Linked DNA regions of Homo sapiens: all the other regions are linked to region 3. Evidence: chromatin loops called from intact Hi-C (ENCODE). Cell type or tissue: endothelial cell of umbilical vein. All regions are shown on one strand. Each heading gives the region's core, and the rest is flanking DNA. Links, peaks and the distances in the headings are about the cores only.

Evidence for each region. Peaks named below come from ENCODE experiments on the same cell type or tissue, not always from the same donor. Only the 100,000 strongest peaks of a DNase experiment are listed, where the experiment ranks them.
Region 1: a loop joins it to region 3, with 2.8 times the contacts of the local background. A loop is called at or near these places in 4 of 110 quality-filtered maps.
Region 2: a loop joins it to region 3, with 5 times the contacts of the local background. A loop is called at or near these places in 36 of 110 quality-filtered maps.

The regions. Positions count from the first base shown.
Region 1 is chr1:207,865,112-207,873,033 of GRCh38, forward strand. No RefSeq gene overlaps it. Among named protein-coding and RNA genes, the nearest start is that of CD34, 42 kb to the right of the region's middle. RefSeq lists enhancers at 3,131-3,180, 3,261-3,440 and a silencer at 3,711-4,100. In endothelial cell of umbilical vein, for the core only: a CTCF peak has its summit at 4,138 (motif pointing left); DNase peaks (open chromatin) are centred at 3,200 and 4,120; H3K4me3 peaks cover 1,612 bases; H3K27ac peaks cover 1,226 bases.
Region 2 is chr1:208,089,300-208,097,221 of GRCh38, forward strand. It overlaps PLXNA2 (plexin A2), which reads right to left. Exons shown (of 32, transcript NM_025179.4): 7 at 7,431-7,584; 8 at 6,730-6,826; 9 at 3,487-3,601. Among named protein-coding and RNA genes, the nearest start is that of LINC02767, 130 kb to the left of the region's middle. In endothelial cell of umbilical vein, for the core only: a CTCF peak has its summit at 4,651 (motif pointing left); DNase peaks (open chromatin) are centred at 4,702 and 5,212; H3K27ac peaks cover 1,358 bases.
Region 3 is chr1:208,234,845-208,242,766 of GRCh38, forward strand. All of the region lies in intron 1 of PLXNA2 (plexin A2), which reads right to left. Among named protein-coding and RNA genes, the nearest start is that of PLXNA2, 5.6 kb to the right of the region's middle. In endothelial cell of umbilical vein, for the core only: a CTCF peak has its summit at 4,390 (motif pointing left); DNase peaks (open chromatin) are centred at 1,827, 2,597 and 4,407; H3K4me3 peaks cover 1,021 bases; H3K27ac peaks cover 4,881 bases.

The DNA.
Region 1 (7,922 bases), core at 1,216-6,215, 370 kb before region 3:
CTGCTCTTCCAGTATTTCCATGCTCCAAAGAGGAACAGAGGCTCCCATCCACCCGGAGGGCTCCTATCCACACTGAAGACAGGGACCCACTCTGGGGACTAGGCCTCCATCCCTACTAGTCCCTCCCACAAGGTACTAAGAAATCTAGGCTACTTGTTCAAAAAGCCTGGTCTGCATCAGAAACCTGGGCAAAGGTGGAAAAAGCTTTCCAGACATCAAATCAGAGGGCTTCAGAACTGGAAGAAGCTAGATCCCTAAGACTAGACACTTAGGCCTGGAAAAGGAAGTGGTGTGTCCAAGATCACGTAGCTAGCAAAAGTCTCCTGACTCTGTCCAGTGCTCTTACTCCTCCAGGGTGATAAACAGCTTGCTAGAAGAGGCCAAAGACTTGTGGCACATTTCTACAGCACGTCCCCGAGCTATAAGCAAATGGCACAAGACCTTGGGGGAAATAAGTGCATGCGTGTGTGTGTGTGTGTGTGTGTGTGTGTGTGTGTGTGTGTGTGTGTGTTTTTCCAGGTATACCTGGACATAGTTACTAGGGAGAGGAAAACTTAAACAAAAATCCTAACTTTAAAAAGGGATATGGTTTGGTAGAAGATGTGGGTTTTTGTTAGCAGAAATGTCCAGGGTCTGGGCAAGCCCTGGGATAATAAACCAGTACAAGGCATACAGCCTCACTCAATTCCAGGTAATGCCCCAGGCCCTAGGATCTACCTCTACCCACCTTCAAGCTTCATAATCCAATATCCTTCAAATCTTTTCCCAGAACTGACTTCCATTGCATATTTTACTTGCCTGACCATAAACATTTTTATTTGGATACCCTGCCATCATCTTGAAGGCAACATGTCTAAAAGAAAATCAAACATGACTCCCCAAAACAAGTTTGAACTCTAATGTTTCTATTTCTATAAATCACTAAGGTTCAAAATTTCAGCACTTTCTCTTCCCCACGTCCTGTCCTCAAGCCAGAGTAGCACTCCAAATTATCTCTTCTTCTTCATTTCCACAGGCTCCACCCTAACCTATCACCTCCGATCTGGTATGTTGCTAGTCTCCTGCTGGGGACCCCAGATTCCAGGCTTGCAACAATGCCAGATCTTCCCCCATATACTCATCCTCCTTTCATTCACCACAGTCTCTTCAAGGTCAAGGTCCAGTGCTACTCACCTTCGGCTTCCCAGTTCCCAGAACCTCACCTAATATGGGGGGCACACAATAAATGCTGAATGAATGAATCACGGTTTTCATCACAAGATGAAAGAAAAAACTTAAACAAAAATCTTAACTTCAAAAAGGGATACGGTTTGGTAGTTTTCATCACAAGATATCTGCACAAGAAACCTCAGGCCCTTCCTAGTTCCTACTCCCTCGAACCCAGACTGCTGAACTCTGAAGGCCCACCATCATCTCACCCTGCCCACCTCAGCTCCTACCAGCCCAGAAACAGGCTTTTGGCTCCATCTAGCTCATCAATGCTGGACCCTCCTCATGTGCCAGGCATTCCTGCATCCACATCTCTGCCCACGCTCTGCTCACCCTGCCCTGTGATGACGTCCATGCCCTTCCCCCTGCATCTACTCCAACTCCTACGCAACTGCCAACTGCCGAGCTGTGGGGGGAGACAGGGGATGCAGGAAGAGGGGAGATGATAAAGAAGACTGGGGAAAGGGGAGCATGATGAAAACATGCTGGGGTCTCTCTCTGATCCTTGGAAGCATAACCCTCTCAATGGGTCACAGGCGATTTAGAGAAGGAAGAGCCGGGAGGAGGAGCCAAATTTTTCCACTGAACGAAAGGCATGATTTTCATCACTGCTTCTGTTGCCCCGGTAACCAGGGACAGCCCAGTGGAGAGTACAGTAAAAGAACACCATGTTTATCTTTGCTGTCTGATCTACTTCCCTGTACACCCTTCCCTGACCATCCCCTAGCCCCAGGCCTGCTCCAAATCTCTTATAATGCCACCACCATCCTTCTAGTTACCCTTGCTCCTCAAAGGCAGAGCTAATTTCTCCCTCTCTTTATCCAACCCTAAGTACCATGTGTTCTTCCACTGCAACATTTTGGGGTTCATCTCGCCATGCCACCTGCCATGCCAGGGGTCCCCCAAAACAAAGAGCTGGTATCAAAGCACAAGGATGGCTTCTGCTCTACCAGACAGGGCAAGTGGGACTAGTGGGGCAGGAAGGTGAGGAAAACTGCCCAGCCAACCGTGTTCTCATCCCACACAGCTGGTGTGGAGAGGGACCTGGCTCTCCCAGCCCCCCTCCTATGGCTGAGATCAGGAGAAGGAGCCAGGTTGGGGATCGGGGGAGTAGGTTCACCCACAGGCTTCCACAGATCCTGCCTCCCACACGGACACCGTGTCTGCGTGACCTGAGAGCGGAGACACAGTGCTCGCCCTGGAAGATTATATAAGCGTTATATAACATGGTGGCACCAATAAGCACACAGGAGCAGTTGTCGAGTGCCAGGGACAGGCCAGGGGTGGAACCAAACCCAAGGGGCTGGAGGTTCAGCCCTCCTGCCACCAATGCCAAAGCAGCACCAGGCCCTGGCTGCCTCGGCCCTGTCTATACCTGCTCCTTCCAGCCCAGAGGACACAGAGAGAAACTTGCCAGGCTCTGCGCTCTTCTTCCCACTCTGGGCAGCAGGGAGGGGCCGCAAAACCGTCACCACCCTGGGCCATGGCAGCCTCTGCCCATCCGGCCTAAGGCAGCCTAGCTGCCTTTCCTGCAGGGGAGCAGCCATGGGGTCCTCGGCAGGGGAGGGGTGTGGACCAGTAGCCCCCTCCTCTCTGTCCTCCTACCAGAATGTAGGAGCACTTGTTTGGGGAACAAGTGCTGCAACAGCAGCTCCAGGATTGGCTGGGCCAGCCGTTCCTCTGCTCTGTCACTTGCTGTTTCTCTAAAAAACAAAACAAACCGAAAGGGAAAGAAAAAAAAATTAAGCACATTTGACAAATGCCAGATCCCAAATTTTGGTCTACGGTTGCAAAGCTGGAAGGAAGGGGTCCTAAGGAAATTACCCTATTTCCCTACAGCCCCCATCTCCCACCATTCCTGGCCAATTCACCATCTATGAACTTGGGCTGTGAGCCTGAAGATTGCTCCGCAGCCCCTATCTCTGGAGCTGCCTCAGTGGCTGTAGCTCCTTCGGGTAATATTCCCCCTCCCTCTACAGAATGCTCAGAGTCTGCGGCTCCCGGATATACACGCGGGACTAGGCGGCCGGCCTGGGGCAGTTCTGGGCAGTTTGGGCCAGGTCTTAATCAAACTCCTCCACCGTCATCACCACACCCACTTTATTAATTTGGCAGGGGTGGGGGCAGCTGAACAGAGACAGAGCCAAGTGATCTCCCGCAGCACCTGCCCTCTCCTGAGCTATGCCTCTGGCCTTCCCGCCTCCTCCTCCACACGGACCTCCGCGCCCCCTGAAGAAGGGGGGAAAAAGAAATACGCATTAATACCTCGAGCCTTGGCGCACCAGCCCTCGCCCCCTCAACCACCTGTCTCTGCGTTCTCCCCCGCAGCCTTCCTCAACTCTGGGCGCCCCCTCTGCAGCAAAGGGGCACCACGCCCACTGCGGAGAGGAGAAATGCAAGGTGGGGAGCGGACAGGGGCTCACTTGAGGGCCCGGGGGCTGCTCACTCACCCCTGCGCGCAGCTGGCCCTGGCCCCAGAGCCTGGGGCCCGCCCGGAGCTGCTCCAGGCCGCGACCGCTCCCACCCCCGCGGCGAGGCCAGCAGCGCCCCAAGGCCGCGCTGCAGCCGGGGTGGGGCGCGACCGGAGCGCGGCCGGGGCCCTGGGCATCGTCCCCAGGGAGCCCACCCTACCCCGGGACGCTCGGGGACCGCCCTGCAGGCCCGGCCCAAGGTGCCCACTCCCACCTGGCCGAGTCCCGGCTCTTACCTCGGCGGCCTTCCGCCCTCCGGGGGTACTGCGCAAACAGGCTCTCCCCCGGCCCCCGCCCGCCAAGCGCCCCGCTGCAGGCCCGAGATGCGCAGCCGCTGCGGACGCCGGCTCCGCGGCGGCCGCTTCCCGGGCGTGTGAGCTCAGCCTGCCCGCGCGCCCGCGCTTCCCACGCTCGGCGTCCCGCGCGGCGCCACCCAGCGGCCGCGTCGGGCGCTGCACGCTCGTGTCCGGGAAAATCTGCAGCAGCCGGGCCTGCCAACTGATTCGGAAATTCCCAGAATTTGACCATGGGCTTGCGGCGGGGCGGGAGACCTGTCAGGCCGTGTGGCCGTCGCTAGACTCGGGGCAGAGCAGCTCCCACCCACCCTGTCTCTGAAGGGGACTCCAGAGTCTTTGCAAGATATTCTGATTTCCCCCCTGTTCCTCTGACCTTGCCTCGCCATATTTCTTCCAGGGCAGTGGAGACTGTGGGGATGCTGGTGACTCCTTGTAAAATGGGGGTGGAGAATCGAGGGGTGGGAAATGGGTGGGAAGCGCTCGAGGCTGGCATCTCAAGGCCTCCATGGGCCCGTCTAGAGATCCGAGGTGTGCACTGAGTCACTTCCCGAGCTTGTTAGAACACACATGCACAGATGCCCCAGCCTACCTGTAAATTCTAATTCGGAAATTTCAACTGCTGTTTTTAACCTTTTCTTGTACCTACACCCTTCTGAGAATTGCAGAAGAGCTATGGACCCTGTCTTCAAAAAAAGCACATGCATACAGAAATATAATTTTGCACAATATTTCAGGGAATTCTGAAACTCCTCAAAGCTCCGTGGATCCCAGCTTAATATCTCACTTTGTGCAGATACCCTAAGCAGAAAGAGCGAGCTGGTGATTACCTGAATACGCTGCCATCTTATCTCATGCTTTTTCCTCCTTCAGGGATATCTCCACTGGACGCCCAACCTCACATTTCCGCCTGTAGAAATTCCACCTGTCCTTTAAGGCCAACTCGAAAACCTCTTCCTCTCTGATTTTCCCAATCAGCAATGTCATTTATGACCTCAGTTTTCTGAGAGTATGTCTTTTATGGCTGTTAACATGTTATAAACACACCTGTATTTATTTCTGTGGTTGGTTTTCTTATCTCCTTCTAGATAGCAAAACTGTTTTAAGATCAGTTTCTCCCTCTGCAACTACTAAGGGCCTTACATGGTATGCCTTCGACAAACAGTTCTTAAGTAATCAGAGAGATTGGATTGAGAGAATAGGAGGCCCAGCAAATGCCTTTGCTCTACCTGCACCTTTCCTCCCTTCCTGATGCTCCACCACATGGACCTCTAGGCGTCTGGAAAACAGAATCCTCAAGTTGATAGGCTTATCTCATTCATTCCTGCTCCTCCAGGCAAGGCAGCCATAATTTAGGGGTTCCTGGATGAAGTTGCAAGACAAGTTCATGCAGGACACACATACCAAATAGCAGATATTCTACCACCAGTGTCTCCTAGTCCAGTGAGGGATGTCCCCACCCGCCTGGTGCACAAGCAATGTGGATGTCATCCTTGACTTTTCCATCTCACTTCCCTCCTTTCTTGCACATATGCCAATCAATCACCACATCCTGATTCTACTTCCTAAATCTTAAATCTCTAAGATTGGCCCTCTCTTTATTCCTAGCTCATTCCACCATTATTTCTTGCTGGGATTTCTGCATTTGTCTCTAGCCTAACTCGCCTACCTGCCTCCAGCCTCACTAGGCCCAGATCCAGTCTCCACATCTGCTGTGTACTGAATGTCTGTATCTCCCTAAAGCTTGTTTGTGTGCTCTTTCTCTCTCTCTCCCTCTCTGCTTTCCAACACGGGAGGATACAGTGAGAAGATGGCCAACTGCAAACCAGGAAGCAGACCTTCTCCAGACACAGATCTGCTGATGCCTTGATCTTAGACTACCTTGCCTCCAGAATGGTGAGAAATAAATGTTGTTTAAGCCACTCAGTCTGTGGTATTCTGTTGTAGCAGCTTGGACTAAGACAATATCCCATTTAGAAGGATCTTGCAAATATATCAATCCTTTCCCTACGTAAAACTCTTATGCAGTTTCATTCTGGACTAAGGATGAGGTTCAAACTCCTTTGCCTGGCTCACAAGGCCTCCTAGATCTGGGCCCAACTGACTCTCCAGCCTCCTGTCTTGGCACAGCCTCCACTCTTACCTATATGCTTCACTTGTACTAAACACCATGTTTCTCTCCATCTTGATAAAAGTCCTCCCCCAATTTTTTTTTTGAGACGGCCTCACTCTGTCACTGTCACTGGGGTGCAGTGGTGTGATCTCAGCTCACTGCAGCCTTGATCTTCCCGGCTCAAGTGATTCTTCAAACTCAGCCCCTTGAGTAGCTGGGACTACAGGCATGCGCTACCATGCCCAGCAAATATTTTTGTATCTTGTAGAGACAGGGTTTTGCCATGTTGCCCAGGCTAGTCTCCAATTCCTGAGCTCAAGCGATTTGCCTGCCTCAGACTCCCATAGTGCTGAGATTACAGGCATGAGTTGCCGCACCTGGCTGTCCCCGACTTTTTGAGACTTTGTTTCACCTATTCCTCAGGTTTCCCAACTGTCTCCTCCTGCACCACCTGGCCCTTCCTCTGCTATAATATGAAAATCACAATATTGTTATTGTTCTTATATGACGTCTGCTTTCCCTGCCACACTAATACCTCTGCGATAGTATCCTCAATGCCTAGCACAATACCTAGTGCCAAATGGGAACACATAAATATTTATTAAATGAATGAAAGCTTTGAACATGGCACATAGCCCAGATGAGAGACTCTGGGGGTAAATGCAGTGGTGCTTCATAATCTAAAAGTCAGATAGGGTGGGACAGGCCTACTGCTTTTTAATAATAGCACTATTCACTGTTTTCAAGTGAATTTCAATCTTTCTGAGTTTTTTATTTCCTTATCTAAAAAATGAAAATAATAATAATTAGGGTTGCTCTGAAGGTGGCCAGAGATATATGTGTAACAAAGTATTTTGTAATTTTAAAATTCTCTCTCTCTCTCTCTCTCTCTCTATATATATATATGTTAGAAGTATTGTATTACTTCACTTGATCCTCACAATAACATTTTGAATAGACAGCTGACATTTCCTACTTTGCATATAAGGAAACTGAAGGTAGACATGGTAAAGCAATTTGCCTAAGGTCACCCAGATGGTTGCCAAGGAACAGAGGCCTGACATGGGATTTCAAGCTCAGACTCTCTCCGCCACATCACCACTGCTCCTCTCTCCATCCCCAAAGTAGGTATCGATGTTGGGACACGTACATGTTGACATCCTGAGGATCATGCAGCTCATAAATGTCACCACTGACCGCTTCTGAAGGGTTTTTATGTGTGTGTGGATGTGTTTGTTGAGGCACAGGGGGCAGAGGTGAGTTGTTGGTAGAAAATGGACTATATATCAACAGTTACCAAGATAGGAAAGAATGGGGTGGGGAGGAATTGGCCTTGGCCTTGGGTCTGACCCTATGCTCTCTATCTCTGCCCCTTCTCTTACTCTAATGGGGCTACCTCAATTGACAGCCCCCTTTACTGTGTAGTTGGACCCCCGCAGGCTCTGAGCTTCTCAGAAGCTGGAGATCTTCCATTTCCTCCATATTTTCAATTCTGTCCATCAGCAAATGTTTATTGAGCTCTTACCAAGTGCTTTGTCACAGCCCATGGAAGCCTGGCCAAATTGCTTAACCTCTCTGAGCCACAGTTTCCCCATTCTGCAAAATGGGATTGATAGCCCATCACATGGCTGTTGGGAGGATTAAGCAAGATAACCTATCAACTGTTGGTGAGCTGTTGCTAGTGGAGACACCTGCCCCCAAACCCCACCCTGTGTCTGCTATTTTTCATATGAATGCAAGGGGATGTCTGCTTAGTAACTAGGGGACAGAGCAGATCGGAGGAGCTGGGAAAGTGAGAAAAGGAGTATGAAGGCTGCAGTACTCCTCAATGTGCAT
Region 2 (7,922 bases), core at 1,941-6,940, 150 kb before region 3:
AGGTTGAAGTCAGGCCAGCAAGTGTGGCTGTGACCATGGAAACAAAGCTCATGGGCCCTGATTTTCTGTAGAAAACATACTGTACTCAGCTTTTTTGGATGCCTGAGTTCTCTGTAGCCTTGGGCAAAAACCCGAAATTTTTAGCATTCTGGTTACTACAGATGTCAAATATAAATTATATGAAATTGCAGGGCTGTTGCAAGAATCCATTGAAATGCCAAATGTCAGTGGTTCTCAATCTTTAGCCTCATCTGGGATGGGGCCCAAGAATTTGAATTTCTATAAGTTCCCAGGTGATGCTGATGCTGCCGGTCCCTGGGCACACTTTGAGAACTCCTGGCACATGTGAAGAAATTATAAATGTGTGATATATTAATGTTGCTATATTAATCAATGGAGCTAATCAGTTATATATTGTTTCTAGGAAGCAGACAGACATAAAATTTTGATTCAAAGTTGGGAAGGGAGGCTTACTGGAATTCTAAAAGAGATATTCTAGGAACCCCTAAAGAGATAGCTAAGGGATTTCCAGTTAGCTGGAAATCCAGGGGATTCTAGTTCCCCAAACTACATGAAACTATCAGCTGGGACGCCTGAGAGAGTAAGGGAAACCTTACCCAAGTTGGGCATGTGCATCTTTGCTGTTCCTCAAATTTTCAGGGATGGGGTTCTCCTAAAGCAGAACTTTGGACAGAAAAGAGGGGGGCCTGGCTGCTGTTTGCTGAAAAGGAACATGTGGCCAGCTGTGGTTAAGAGCCAAAGCAGTATTTTAGGAAGCCCCGGAAGTGGCCCTGGCAACCTCGCTGGGAATCTGCACCCTGTTTCCTTTCCTGAGCAAAGTTGGGAGCTGGATGGAGTCTGGGCTTCCCTCACAGTCCTCCGGACAGCCAATCCCTGGGGCCATGCCAGGGACCAATGCACACGAGCATAAGAGAGCAGCCGTACACCATTCCTACTCAGGGCAATGGGGAGATGAAGGGAGACAAAGGGGACTGCTCTTCTCTAACCCTAAGCCACAGACATCAAGGACAGAAAATGAAACAAAAAGGAGGTGGGGAGTCTCTGAGTTTGCCCCTAGGTCCCTTTTGGTATTAATTTAATCCCGAGTTGCAGGGAGGCAACAGCTTCTCTTGGCCCAGCTCCGGAATGTTGAATCTCTCATCCATGGCTGAGAGGGAGCTGTATTTCAGTGACTTCCGAATGGTGTGAGGAAGGCCGGGCCTGCTTCCAATTAGCCTGCAGGGGCTCAGCTCTCTGGCCTCCACACACACCCCAGCAGAGTTTATTTATCTTGCTTTGAGTGACACTCGCATGCCCTTGCTTCAGCTGCAGGTCGCTTTCAGGCTTGGCTTTGGGTTTCTCTTGGCCTGAGGTGGGTAGCCTCAGGAGAAAGTGGAGCAGCTGCTCTTTGTTGTCTAGATTTGTACTTCATCCAATCTCTCTGTGTCCTGGGGGCCACCTCAATCTATTTTATTAAGGAACTTTCAAAGTGGCCCATGTCAAGGTTAGTTTCTGAGACTGTGTCTCATACTCTCTCACTGCTCAGTCTTCACCCCTGCCCAGGCCTCCCATGGTGGCTCTGCTGTTCCTGGCTAGGTCTGCCCCTCTAAGCGATTCTTTCATTGGCTCCAAGCTGTGGTGCCCACTCCCACCTCTCCCTGCAGCTCTGTGTGAAAGGACTGCCCCCAGAGCAGTTTCATACTGTTGCAGAATTCCAGGGCTGGAGTTAATCTCCAGTGTCCAGGAAGGCTGGTGTAGGGTTTTTAGGCCAGCTGCATCAAAGCATACCAACTGGCTAGAGGAAAATGCTTTTCTGAAAGGTTCTCAGGGCACTAGATGCCTGGTTTCGTCATGCTGAGGCACCCGTAGATGGGTCTGTTTGAAAAGCCACCTGTGGCATCTATGTTTCTCCCTTTCAAGACAGGCAAATTCCATTTTTCTGACTGAACATAACACCTGTTGTTTCATAAACTAAGAAGAGTTCAAAGGGGTATGTGTTTGAGAAACCTTTCAGAGTCTATTTTCTTATGTTTAGCCATGGAAGCAACCAGCACTGCTATCAAGATTAGAAGACACAAGACTCCATTACTTGAAATCTTAGACAAGTTGACACAATTGCCATCAATGGGATTTAAATAGAAAGGTCATTCGTTCATCCATTCTTTCATGCATGCATTCTACAAACATTTGCTAAATAAGACATTGAAGATTTAAAGATAAGATGTAGTCCTTGCCTTCAAGGAGCTTGTAGTCTAGCGCAAGAGGAAGATGTGTATAGAAAGGCTATAGTAGGCCGGGCGGAGTGGCTCACACTTGTAACCCCAACACTTTGGGAGGCCGAGGCGGGTGGATCATGAGGTCAAGAGATCGAGACCATCCTGGCCAACATGGTGAAACCCTGTCTCTACTAAAAATACAAAAATTTGCTGGCATGGTGGCATGCCCCTGTAGTCCCAGCTACTCAGGTGGCTGAGGCAGGAGAATTGCTTGAACCCGGGAGGCAGAGGTTGCAGTGAGCGGAGATCACGCCATTGCACTCCAGCCTGGCGATAGAGCGAGACTTCATATCAAAAAAAAAAAAAAAGACTGTAGTTGTATATAAAAATGCTACATTGTCACTTATTACCATTTTTGGATTTTCTAAAATATAGAGTAAGAAATATGTGTATATGCACACGTGCATTTGGGCAACTATGTAATGTCTCTATAGTTGTTCAAATCCAACTGGCCATGCTGGGGTATGAAAAGCTTTCGACACAAGAAAGGGAGACTGAGCAAGCAGGCTTCACTGTCCTGAGACATGCTATGAATATATAAGAAAGTAGACTTCAGTGAATAACCATTGAATGGAATACCCATTAGAAAGATAAGCAATTTGATATTTCACTGTGTTAATAACAAAGGTGGGTCAGGCTTTAGGGATGGAGTTTCGACTGTATAATAAAACAGGACTTTTAGCAATGCCTGGTTCTTTTCACTAGCTGATTTTTTCTCACTTTCTACAAGGCCACCCACCCAGTTATACATCAGAGTCAAAGAATCATTGAATTTTAGAGTTGGAAGAGAAGTTGGCATGAAAGAATGGTTGCGAGTGAAAGTTCTATTGAACTAGACTATGTCTGCAGCCAAGCAAAGGGCTAGACTCAAAGAATAAATGCCATTCACTACACTCTTCTAGACCAGGGAGTCTGTTTGGTTGAATATGTTTCCTCTAAGCTTTCAGTCTCAACCCCCAGTTACCTTCAAGCTTTTGAATGCATAGAGTCTTAGGAGTCTAGTAGACATAGCCTCTGCCTCTGGGGTCATTTGCTGCTACTTTTTTGAGCTTTATAATAACAGGGCTTTCTAGCATGCAGAATTTCTGGCAAGACGGCCAAGATGGGCCAGGGCAAGAAAATGGCCAAGCCATTGGACTGACCATCTAAAGAGGGAGGGGCCACTCAGACTCACTGGGAACACTGCCATGTTAGGGTAAGCCCTTCTTACCTCTGAAATATTGATCCGGCCCTCCTGGAAGGAGCAGGTGGTGGGGTCATGAGTGCAGAGGTTGCGGTACTTGCACCAATGGCAGCGGAAGGCGCTGTTGACACAGGACAGGCACCTGCAAGGACAGAGATGGTGAGAGGCAAAGAGAAGAGAACAAAGAGGGAAGGTGGCATGTGTCATGATAGAAGTCTGTTAACCTGTGTTTAAATCCTAGTCTCATTCTCAGGAGGGAAGACTGGTGGGCCATCCTCTAGCACCAAGAATTGTGGATTCTCCATCCATGATATTCATGGGAACAGAAAATTGGAAAGAAAATGAGACCAGATAAGAGTATAACTGACAAAGCAGGGGTGTGCTTCTATAAGCTCATGAGAACTGATTATTCACATTTTCAGGAATTTTGCAAGCTGATAGACATCATGGTGGTAGTTTGAAATCGGCCATGGTGGAAATAGTTGCGCCACAGAATTTGGCAATGCTGCAAACTAGGTTTTCTTCTGAATGCTGGTAGCTAAACAGTTCCCAATATTTCACTGCTTGTAAAGACAGGGTAGCCGGCAGAGTACAGGGACAGGAATTGGGCATATCTGATTATAGACTTGCTTCTGCCACTGCCACTGGGGTCACACTGAGTAAGTCACTTCACCCTCTGAATTGGAGTATCTTCATCCGCCTGTAATAAAACATTCCTGTCTATGCCACAGGGCTGTTTGGTGTCAAATGAGATAATGCATAGAAAATGGTTTCGAAAAATGCCATGCTAAATGTGAGTATTATTGTCAAGCGCTTAAATTACCTGTTATTTCAACCTCTTAAATAACATTTGAGTGTTAACAATTGGTTCATATCATCTGTATTATTGGGCTTGGGGGAGCTAATAGTATTAAGTAGTAACTTTGTCCCACTCCCCCAGGCATGGAACAGTAGGATATGTGTGTGGTATGTGCTTTTCTTGCCAGGGTGAGCACTTCTTTCCTTCCAATTTCACCTGGAGACTGTGTATATTCTTTTGGCTCTCTGTGTGTGATCAGGTCATTGTAATGGAAATGGGTTTTGTAGGGGGGATTAGTCTTGCTCCTCCTCGCAGCCCCCTTACTCTATCTAGTCTTTCACAACTAGGCCAACCTGGAATGGACAGGACCAGGTCTGCAGTCTGGCGCCACCTGGTGGGGCTCTGATTACATTTGGGTGGTTGGGGCTTGATCCAGGGGTCACCGGCTCACAGGCCATAGTATGTTGGGTTGGTTAGCCCATTTACACTTCATCTTCCCATTCAGAGCATTTTTATCCCATTCTCCATTGCCCAGACTTTTTTAGTTTCTGAGCTTCATGCTATCTCATGTACTCTCAGATAGACTGGTTCTTGGTAACATCTTATGATTCAGCAAGTAAATAATGAAAATGGACCAAGGGCCTAAGGAGGATGGTTATTGGGGCTCTAGCTAGATGTGGCTCTTCCGCTGGCTACTTTTGTGACCTTCATTGTAGCACTAATCTTTCTGTGGGCCTCAGTTTACTTTTATTACAGCAAATTATTAAAAGGAGGGGACTATACTTGATTCCATGAATTTTAACTGAATTCCAGTAGAGAAGGGCAAGAGAGGCAGTGTTTGGCATTAAAATGGAATCTTTGCTGTCAAGGAGACCTGCTTTTTTTTTTTCTGTTAAAACTTGCTGCCTGTGACAGCATCTGTGTTGCCATAGCAATACATCTTTGAAAGTGGTGACATCATACTCTGTTGCCATGGAGATAAGATTGCTCTCACAAACAATGGATTCCATCACCACCATGTTGGAGTTTGAGAAGGAGGTAAGAAGTTCTGTTGCCCAGATGCTTGCCATTCCCAAAGCAGGGTTTGCTGGGATTCAAATGCAGTGGTTAGAGGGCAGCTTTGTCTATTTCAACTTCAGTCCCTTTCTGCCCTCCCTGGTTCCCACCAGGCCATTTCTATCACTTGTTCTGTCTTTCTCAGCACATCTATTTATTTGTCCCAATGGGGCTCCTTCCTTGACTAATGTAGAGACCAAAGAACTCCAGAAGATTATTCTAATTATGAAAATCAAGTTCAGAAAAATGGAGAATAAGGAGGACTAGCTTATTTGCCTCTTCTAATGACTAAAGATTCCTTTAGGGTTTAGCTGCAAACAGACCCTCTTCCCATCTTGATTGCTGAGTCCTTCATGCCCATAGCTTGGACCCTACAGACTGGATACCCCTGAAGACCTGACTATGATGTGGATCCCAAGTGGTTCCTGCCTTGGACAATGGGAAGGATGAGTCCGTAAACATTCCGAATCACTGCCTCCTCTGATATGGAGCTGTTGATTGACCTCTCCCCTTGCTGAATGTCTAGGGTTTTTGGTCCTATGACCCTTATGTGGCTCTATTACAGAGGCCTGTGTTTCCTTCTTTCTAAACCAAATGGTGTATGAGTTCCCAGCTTCTGTGGAAAGGGTCTCAGTTTCTCTACCAGGGAGGATCAGCAGAAACTAAGTAGGGGTTTCACTCCCTCCATTTCTGCTTTTTCCCTGTGAAATGTTCCCAGCTTCTCACACAGTTGTGGGGTCTCATAGCGTGTGGGCACCAACTGGCAGGCATTCAGCTGCTGGAATGGCTGGTGAGGTCCGTAGAACTAAAGTCAAGCCCCACTGAAGGCTGTGGTTTGGCCTGTCTGGTTTCCCTTCCTCTTGAAAATATTGAAGGATGGATTTAAAAAATGATGGAGTGAAGGCCTCTGCTCCACCTCCCCATCCAGGTCTTTTTATCATGTGCTGAGAGAGGCTACTTTCCCCCTTCCCTGCTCCTCCTCTGTGGGTGACTGTGTGCATAGCCGAGTCGCTATCTCGGAGTCCCTCTTCATCTGGTTGTGGGTGACATGTCCATACTCCACTCACTGTCAGCCTCTACCTTCAAAGTCACCACCAAGTGATGGAAAATGAAGAACTTTTTTTACGGTTCCTGTTCTCTGACTCTCTTTTTACTATCTTGGCCTGAGAGTTGGGGGTTAGGTGTGTTGGGGTGGCATCCAAGGATTCAGAGACTATAGAGAGTAAATACCATTTGGTTTAATATGGTAGTATTTATGTACAGTGTACTCTGTCCAAACAAAGTGTCAGGCCCCATGGGGAAACTGTGAGGTGACTACAACGTGGTTCCTGCCCTAAAGGAGCTTAGCATCGAGGGGAAGAAAGCCCATACCCACATCCAGACCCAGAGCAAGACCCTTTCTAATAAGCACTTACAGTTGGTGGGCACTGCAGTTGTAAAACTTGAACTCGGTGCTGACAAATATCTTCCCTGTCTCCTTGGACCTCAGCTGTAGCTCCAGCCCAAACCAGTCTGGAAAAACAAACAAAAAAGGATGGGGTTGGGTAACAACGTGGGGGACCCAGTGGACAGCCACAAAAATAAAATGTAAGTCATGAAGCCACCACAGGGCTCTCTTAGGATGTAGATACTATGTGGAACCTGCCTGAATCGTCTCTTCTCCTCCCAAGGAAGCCTCTTTGGGTAAATACCAGCCCACCCCTCAGACCCAGACTTCCTCTGCCTGCAGGGAGGAAGAAGCAGATTCCACGGAGCCCCTTGCCTTTGTCAGTCATGTTCCATTACTGAAAGGATTTCAGAAATATTAGGTCTGAGCCCCCAGTTCTGTGGAGAGACCTGCTAAAAAACTACTGATGGAAGCCACTCCATTCCTAGGAGGGACGGGCTATCTGGAAAGACGCTGTGTTCTGTGCAGCCTTAACTCAAAGTGGAGCAAGTGTTTTCTTTCCTGAAATTCACTTTGGGGCATGACAGTTTGCTTTCAAACGTAAACAAGTTGTCTAAGCCAATATTAGTATCTGGTATAAGAAGACTGTGTGCCTAGTTCTTGTGACCCCCAGCTCCCTCAGTATAGAGAAGCCCCTCATTTGTGGCTCTCATGGCAGATATTTCTTACCTTGATCCAGCGGGATGACAGGGACATCCTTGGGCCCAGGTGAGATGCAGATGACCTGGCTCCCGGACACCTGCCCCTCCACCTCTGTCAGGTTCCCAAAGGCACAGGCGATACCCGCAGATAGATCAGGAGCATCACTCACTACCAGGCTAAGCTGTGGGAGGAGCAAAGAGATGATGCCAAAGAAATGCCTCAGGAGACCTGGACTCCAGGTCCAGCCCTGCTGTGACCCACTTTGCTCACTGATCTCCCCTGACCTCATCTATAAAAGAAGGATGTTGGTCTAAGTGGTCTTCCAGCTTTGAACACTGAAGTTACAGTCATTAATTATTCAATGTGTGTAGGGTCAATGGTCTTTATTAATATTATTATTAATTAATGTTTCCATCTTCTCCAGCATTAGAAAGCCCTAGGGGTGGGGGCGCTAGAGGGAAAGGTACCAAAATCCATCTAAGCCCCTGTTCATTTTGACATGAAAATTAATTGCAAGGC
Region 3 (7,922 bases), core at 1,526-6,525:
CCTCCTAGCAATTGGAGGGCAGTGAATGGCAGCTTGCTGTGTGACTCACGGCAATGCACTTACCCAATTTGGACTTGGGTTTCACATCCACTATGTGGGCCTGGGTAAAAGCTACTCTGTGCAGGAGAGATGCAAGCCCTGTTGCAGCCAGGCAGCCAGATACCCATGAGCTCTGCGTTTTCTTATTCCATGAAGGGTTGACTCCCACAGCAATGCCAACCTACCAATCCTACGACAGTGTCATTCATGTACACTCTCAGAGCTCTGAAGGCACCAAAAACCCAAGGGCGGCAAAGGCAGAATTCAAATTCCAATCCCACTGGCTAAATGCTGACCACAAGCCCTGAATGTGGTCTCCTTGCAGGGCCACTATTGGCTTTCTTCTCTATGTCCCATCTCCACCAAGTCTTCAGCCCTTTATTCTTTAGCATAGAGATTTTCTTTAAATAAAATCTTACTTTTCTCAGAAAATTCCAAACAAATTTGGAGAGAGAGGGGGAAAATAACCCTAGTTTCGCTTCTTATACCTGTCCCAAAATTTAGAATAGTTTTCCTTGTTTCCAGCACTTGTCGTTTTTCCAACTTTCCTAACACCCTCTTCCCGGGCCTGGCTCCAGAAACAAAGACAAGTGAAGGTGCTTGAGTATTCATTCCATTATACAGATGGAGAAACCGAGGTGCTGGGTAAGGGGCAGGAGCCAATTCTGCCAGAGCGTAACTAACCTCTTATCTCCCTCCTGGGACCAGGGAACAAACGGAGGGTGAGCACCGGTCAACAGGTGAGAAATCTTTAGGAAGTGGGAAGGGCTACAAGTGTGAAGGCAGGCACTTAGTTCCTGTTTGATTCTTTGACACCAGGCTCTTCCTGACCATCTGCTCTCAACCATCTCAGTGGGGCCTAAACCTCCTGCAGGATTGTGCTGGGAGGGGCTTCCAGCTCCCCATGCAGTTCAGATCTTTCTCTCTAAGTCTGTGGGCCAAGAAAGCTGAAGAACTTGAAGAACTTGACCCCCTGTGGGTCACTCAGAGTGGGGCGGTAGACTCAAATTTTGTTCATTTACAGATAAACCTCAGGGGGTGGGGTGTTTGCCTTACAGAAAACCTCGTAGCCTGGGTTTTAATGTCACAGAGAGTGAAGGGACTTGTTAGAAAGTTTTAAGCAGCTGGAGTCAGGGTGGGGCATCAGTGTTGTCAGGGCACTGTGAAATCCCAGCCGGCCCTGCTCCTGGAAAACACCACTGCCCTAAAACGTGGAGTGGAGACCTGGAACGAGAGCTTTGCTGACTCACGAGGGGCCTCCTGCCTGTGGACGGGGAAGGAGCCTGGGTCTTCCTGTCTGGCTTGGGCTGGGCTCCCGCTAAGAACGCTGTTCTCAGTGAAATTCAAAAAATTGGCTCTTCTCCTTCAGGTATTTTTGTTCCTCAGGAGAAAAAAATGGGAAACCGGGGAGCAGTCAGGGGAGGTGGGAGGTCAGAGGCCAACGTAATATTTACCCAGCCTAGCCGAGGCCTTTCACTTTTATGAAGCAGGAAACCACTTCAAAGCAGCAACATCCCCTCTTGCCACTTCTGTCTGCCCGCTGGTCCTGCTGCCTCTATAAGGCAAGGCAGGGCTTTTCTACACACCCCTTCCTCTGCTCCTGAACCTTCCACCCTCTCTCCCTTAAAGGGTGGAGCACACTGCCTGGCCGGCTGCTCCCTCTAACCCCTGCTCAAAGGTAAAAAGACCTGCCCATAGTCACAGAGCAATCACAATCCATAGGCTCCGCTGACATTCTGAGCTGTCCCTGGCGTGTTCTCGTTCACTCAGTGAGTTGTCTACCACTCTCAGAAGCACTGGGGTTACAGCTCCTCATCCAAAGCCCTGTTCCACCACCAGAGCAGAAGCGGAAATGACGGCTAGGAAAGGCTCTAGAGACTGGAATCTAGTGGTTCTTTACATTGTGGAGGGGGCAAGAACTCCTTCTCTTCGGAAATACAAGACTACACATACCCACATCATTCTTGAAGATATAGAATCTCCAAGGTTTCACAGGCCTCTTGAAGCCCAAGTATGGCCCTAGCTCTGTGCTTCCCAGTGCAGGGGTCAGTTCCCTGACAGCATCACTGATGTGGCTCCCCCAGCCTCAGACGAGGTGCAGGGAGAGCATGACCTTCCTTTATAGGATTAGAGACAGCCTTTGAGTTGAAATCTTCGTCCTTCTAACCTTTCTCCATTAGCATCCCTTACCCTCTTTATGGACAGAAAGCTTAAAGCAGAATGGCTACCTTCTCTTTGAGTTGAAATCTTCATCCTCCTAACCTTTCTCTATTAGTATCCCTCTACCCTCTTTATGGACAGAAAGCTTTAAAGAGATTGGCTCCTTCTCCAGGTAGCAAGCACATGGCAGAGGCAGCCCGAGGAGTGGACAGCCAAGGTGTAGGGATAAAATCCAAATCTTCCCTCTCAGGTCCTTCCATTTAATAACTTCATTCAGATAAGAGTAGATGCATAATAGCAGGATTCTGGACACTTAAATGTGAATGTGGATGAGTAATAATATTTCCTGAGGCACCACACTGGCCTCTACACGCCAGCTCCAGAAGTACCAGAAAGGGATGCAATTTACATAGAATACAACACGAAAATCCTTGGGAGTGTGCACCCTGGAGTCCTTGCCGTAGGATATTGACTAATAGAAAACAACTCCAGCGCTGTCCAGTTTAAAATCCTCAGAGAAGAACGAGGGGAAAACTGGGTAGGTACGGGTAGCTGTGAGAGGCTGGAGACTGCGAGAGCATTAAATAGTCATCCTTCTTCACAGGAAACTGTGAAGTTCTCCAGCACCTCTGAGTCTCTCCTGGAAATCTTCACCTCCCATGACTTAAAGCAAAGGCTTTGAGGAGCTGTCTGCTCTCACTTCCTCTGACCCCCTAGTACACACTGTTAATGCCATTCTGCCTTTTACTAAAGGTATTTGGGGGTACTTGGCTATGCAATTTCTTCCTCCACTCCCTGAGTGTACTGTAAATGCCCTGAAGGTAAGATCTATTACTTTTTCATCCTTGTATTAGGAGGGAGCTACCACATTCTTGGCACCACACAGGTGATCGATCCCTATTTATTTAAACTTAAATGAATTCCAATTCCCGCTTTCAGTGTCATCCTATTTGGTTCAGTGCAAAGGGTAAGAATCTCTCCTTCTTCTATCCCTCTATACTATGGTTGAGAGGGAGGCTGTTTAGACAGAACAAGAGAAAGCCTGGGAGAACAACTCCTCCAAGAGGGCTGGGAGGTGCTAGGGTTCCTCTGTCAGAAGCTTCCGTCCTCTCAAAGCGTCGGAGAGAATATGTGTGTTTTGCGGGGATCAGAGGAGACAGGCTCATTCACCAGCTCTTCACTCGGAGCCCTGGGATCCCTCCTCCTCTTCCCTCTGAAAGACAAGTTGAACTTTCCAAGGGCAACTCTACTACCTTTTATCTTTCACCCTCAAAGTAATTTTAGCCAAAGAAAAGCAGAATTAAACTTTCATAACACGATACATTTATCTTGTTTTTCTTCTTTCTTTTCTCTATCCTCCCTTCCCCCTGCCCTGACGTCCAGGTACATCTGAGCTAAAGCAAACCAAGATGAACTATCAAGGGATGCTATCAGATTGGAAGAGACGGGGCTAAGCTCTCTGGTCTCCTGCCCATCCCAATACTTCAATATTTTTCCATGCCCCTGTTAGGCAGTTATTATCTCCTTAGATAAGAAAAGCCTCTGGACTCTGCTGTCTCTCAATATTGTCCTCTGCTGAAATGAAAGGGGGAATTATAATTCAGAGAAAGATTCCCACAGAGAATATGAAGAAAAAGATTAAATCAGCGATACAATGTTGACATGCATTCAGTTCCTGAAAGCTCTTTTAAAAAAAAGTCTCCTCAGGAGCAGTTTTGCTACTACCTGAGAGTCTCAAAAATCTGTATTTAGGGAGTTGGGAGATGGGAAGCATGTGAAGGCCCCTCGGGGTTGGGTCAGAAACTTCTGTTGCTGATAAGAACGGCAAGGGCCTTTTGGCGGGCCAGCCAGCAGATTGGACTCCCTGTTAAGTTGAGAATGCACTCCCTCCCTGCCACCCAGCCCTAGACGTGACCTGTTGGGGCAGGCCTCTCCGGAGTTGCTCACAACCCATGCATCCCAGCTTAATGCTGCAGGCGCCTTCTCATCCTCTGCAAACAGACAGAGGCCCAAAGGTCCCACTGGCAATAGGACCCTACCAGTTGTAGTCTCTGGGAAGTGACGGCTGGGAGTTTCGAATATATCTCATCTATTAATATTTTTTTTCTTCTAAAAAAAAAAAAAAGCACAAAAGCCACTGTTTTGGGCCAAGCCTGGCTTTCAAGAGTCCCCTCTAGTGGAGATAACCTGCTACTTCGGCTTCTCAGTTCAGCCCAGAGCCTCCCTGGCCAGTGAAGATTCAGAAAACCCCCTTCTGCCTGCAAGGCTCTCTTTCCCACTTTTCTCTTTGTGTTCACTCTGAGCTCTGTCCACCCCCATTCACACTGTTAATCTCTCTGTCTTTATCTTCCCTTGCTGTCTTCCTCCCTCTCTCCATTTATCTGTGCCTGTGCCCACATCTTGACTTCTGTCTTTCCATGTGTGCCTTTGCTCCTGCATCTTGATCTACATCTTCCATCCACCTGCTGGTTTTCTTTGATGTTCAGGATTCCAGGTCTGACTTGTTAGGAATGCCTTGGTCAGGCCTTGGACCACATGGACTCACTTCAAACGGCCAAAACAGCCACCCACAAGCCAGATCCACAGTGAGAAGCACTAGGAAAATCCTAGTGGTTATAGAGCTGTCTATAACCTGAGCTCAGAGCTCCTGCTCCGAATCCTGTGTGAAGCCGGCTGCTCCCTTCAATAGATTCTCCCCACCTCTGTGCCTGCTTCCCAGTCTCTGACACACGCCCTGCCCTGCAAACAACTGGCAATGCCTGGGTAAAGGGACAACTGGCAGTGCGTGGGAAGAGTATGCTGGGGTAGGGGAAGAAGGTGAGGAAGAGGTGAGTGGGGGTCAGTGGCTGAGCCTGGGGCTGTGGCAGGACAGTGGAGACACAGCAAATGTTAAGCTGGGGTGAAGGGGGGTATGGGGGAACACCTGCTGGTCCTCTGAGTTTCCCAGAGATATTCTTTCACCCAAGAGAGAGACAGAACCAGAGCAGGGAAGGCGGTTAATGGTTAACCAACTGTAGAAGCAGAGAACTTTTGCACTGCTCAGGCCTCAGCCATTTCTTTCAGCTCTGTGCCCTTCCTTCCTCCTCTCCCCTTACACTCTTACCCCGCAAGGACCCTGCTCCCCAACAAAGAACTTTCTCGCCTCTATTTATGCCCTCCAATTCCAGATGGAGCAGTGTGGAGCTAGATAAAGAGGTTCCATATGCCCAAATGCCAGGGAATGAGGCCCAGGAGAGCCTGAGGGCTAAGCCCAGGAGGACGGGGATATCCTCTTCTTACCAGCCATCCCTCCCTCGTGCCTTGAGACCAGCTGTTTGACCCTGGGAAGAACTGCCTTTCTCTCTGTCTCCATAGGGCTCACCTTTAGAAATGACCGAAAAAGAAGTGGATGCACACCCACCCCTCATTTACTCTAATCAGGCATGAAATCTTTGTAACGAAGTGAAAAAACTGTTCAGGGAACTGGTTCCATTCATCATTGTTTGAACTGAGCATATGTGAAGGGTAGAAATAGAATATTCACATATAATGAATTGATAACAGACTGCCCCTGGGTGGGGCGGTGGTGATTGGGGCTGAGGGGGGAACGCACACGAGCTGTAAAACTCCCAGCACCTCAAAGCCTGTTTCTACCAGTTTCCCTATGGACAGTCAGTCCTGAATTATTTCTAGTTAACAGACTGTAACACAATGCTCCAGTCTCTTTATGATCAGAATGGGGGTGGGGGGTGGGGGCTTGGCTAGGCGCTCCTTGCCTCTCCATTTGCCATGATGGACAGAAGTATATTGTGCCTCAGTTCGTGTGTGTGGAGACAGCTGTGTGGCAATGCAGGGAGACAGCTGGTGGTGGTGGGGAGGTGCTGCTGGAGACAGGAATTGCCTCCCCCACACCAAACCCTATATCTTAGGGAGGCAATCATAGAAAATGAGGTAGGATAGAAACTATAAAACCCCCAAACAGTGACAACTCCAGCACCATAAATATTTCATAGCACCTAAAGTGGTGAGTTTAGGCTGCTGTCAGCTGCTGCCTTGTATATTTAACCATGTCACTGGTTTCCCCTCCTGTTCCTATGTTTTCTTGTAACCTGCCCATGAAATAAAGATTAGCTGAGTAAGCAGAAGTATTGGTAAATGGGAAAGGGACCTAGGAAACAGGTAGCTGTTCTTTGAGGGCTTTCTTTTTAACCTCATTTTAAGTGCAGACTTCAGTAAAACAGATGGTGAAGGAACTTTTACATTCACCGCATCTGCAGCTTTTGATGGTCAAGAGAGTTGCAGGGTGAATGTTCCCTGGTGCTCTGAAGACAGGGATAGGTATTCAGACTAGCTCTGAAAGGGGGGCCACCAACCTTGTAATGACATGGTTTTGGGCGATGGACATAAGACACTGCCATACTCTTCATTTAGACTTGGGCTGAAAAGCTAGCCAGCCCCCCTGTCCTGCTCCAGGCTTTGAGGGACCCCTGTCCTTATGCCCTGCCAAAAAGAAGGACCAGCTGGGATTTCCTTGGCAGACTCATGGTCCCTGGATAGAGATCTCCTGGTACTTTACCACTGCTGCTCCTCAGCATCTTCCCTGCACATCGCTCCAAATGTCATTTCCATTTAACTGCTTTGCAAGCCAGTTTGCCCCCATCCTAATGCAATTTGCTGAGGACAGTGAGGGAGCAGAGAGGGTAATCTGCATTGCCCTCCCTTTATCAGCAGGTCCCTGAAGACGATCGGCTGCGGAGTGGAGGGAAATAGCTCCTTTAGGTAATGCTGGTTGGTGGCAGCAGGGGCAAGTTCTGGAATGAGGAGGGGTTGGTGGTGATGCCAGGTGGAAGAAGGGGAATGAAAAACAACCTCGCTATGACAGATTCCACTGTTTCCTTGGTTCCCTACCCTTTCTCTTCACTGCCCCTTCAGCCTCCAGGCCACCACCAAGGAGAGATCCCAGGTAATTAGTTCAAATGGTGCTCCGTGAAGAGAGAGGGAAGTTAATGAATTCTTCTCTTTTCTTGCCTGGAGGTCAGAGGGGAGAGGGCTGCAAGCAACTCTGGGAGCTTTCTGGGGTTATTGCATAAAAGTTGTGCATTTCAGTTAGGAATAGCTGAATTCCTCCAGCCAAGGTTATCTCTTCCTGGGGCTCTGTCAATCAGTAGAAGGCCCCAGAATCCAAAGCCAACCCAGAGGGAAGAGTGAAGTTTCAAGATCTGGGAAAGAAGCCCAGCAAAGGAGGGAGACTGCTATTGTGTGGGGAGAGGGGAGAGCTAAACCTGACTCCTGCTCTCAAAGCCTCCAGCCCAGGCCAGCCAAGATACTCATCTTGGCCTGCCGCTCATAAGCCTTGTCCACTGTGCGCGTGAATGGAAGGAAATGAATGTGCCCCCAAATTTCTGTGGGTTCTTCCAAACTGATGGGCCCCCAAGTGACTGCCTCAAGCTATGACTGGCAGTCCCAGTCCCCTCAAACTGATGCTGCCTTCATGTCCCTTGTGCACTTTCTACTGGTGTGCCACTGTCACTCTAAGATTCCTACAGGGGACCTGTTCAGATTTCCATTGCCCACTTCATGGGGCTCTCATTTCTAGACCCTTACTGACCTAGAGCCCCAAATCTTTTATCCAACTTCCTCCCCACCATTATTTCTATCCCTCCTGAGCAGAGCTGAGTTTGAGTAGGTAGCTCCCACTAGGGCAAGGGTCATTCCAAACAGGTGGACTTTTTTCGGGGATCTAA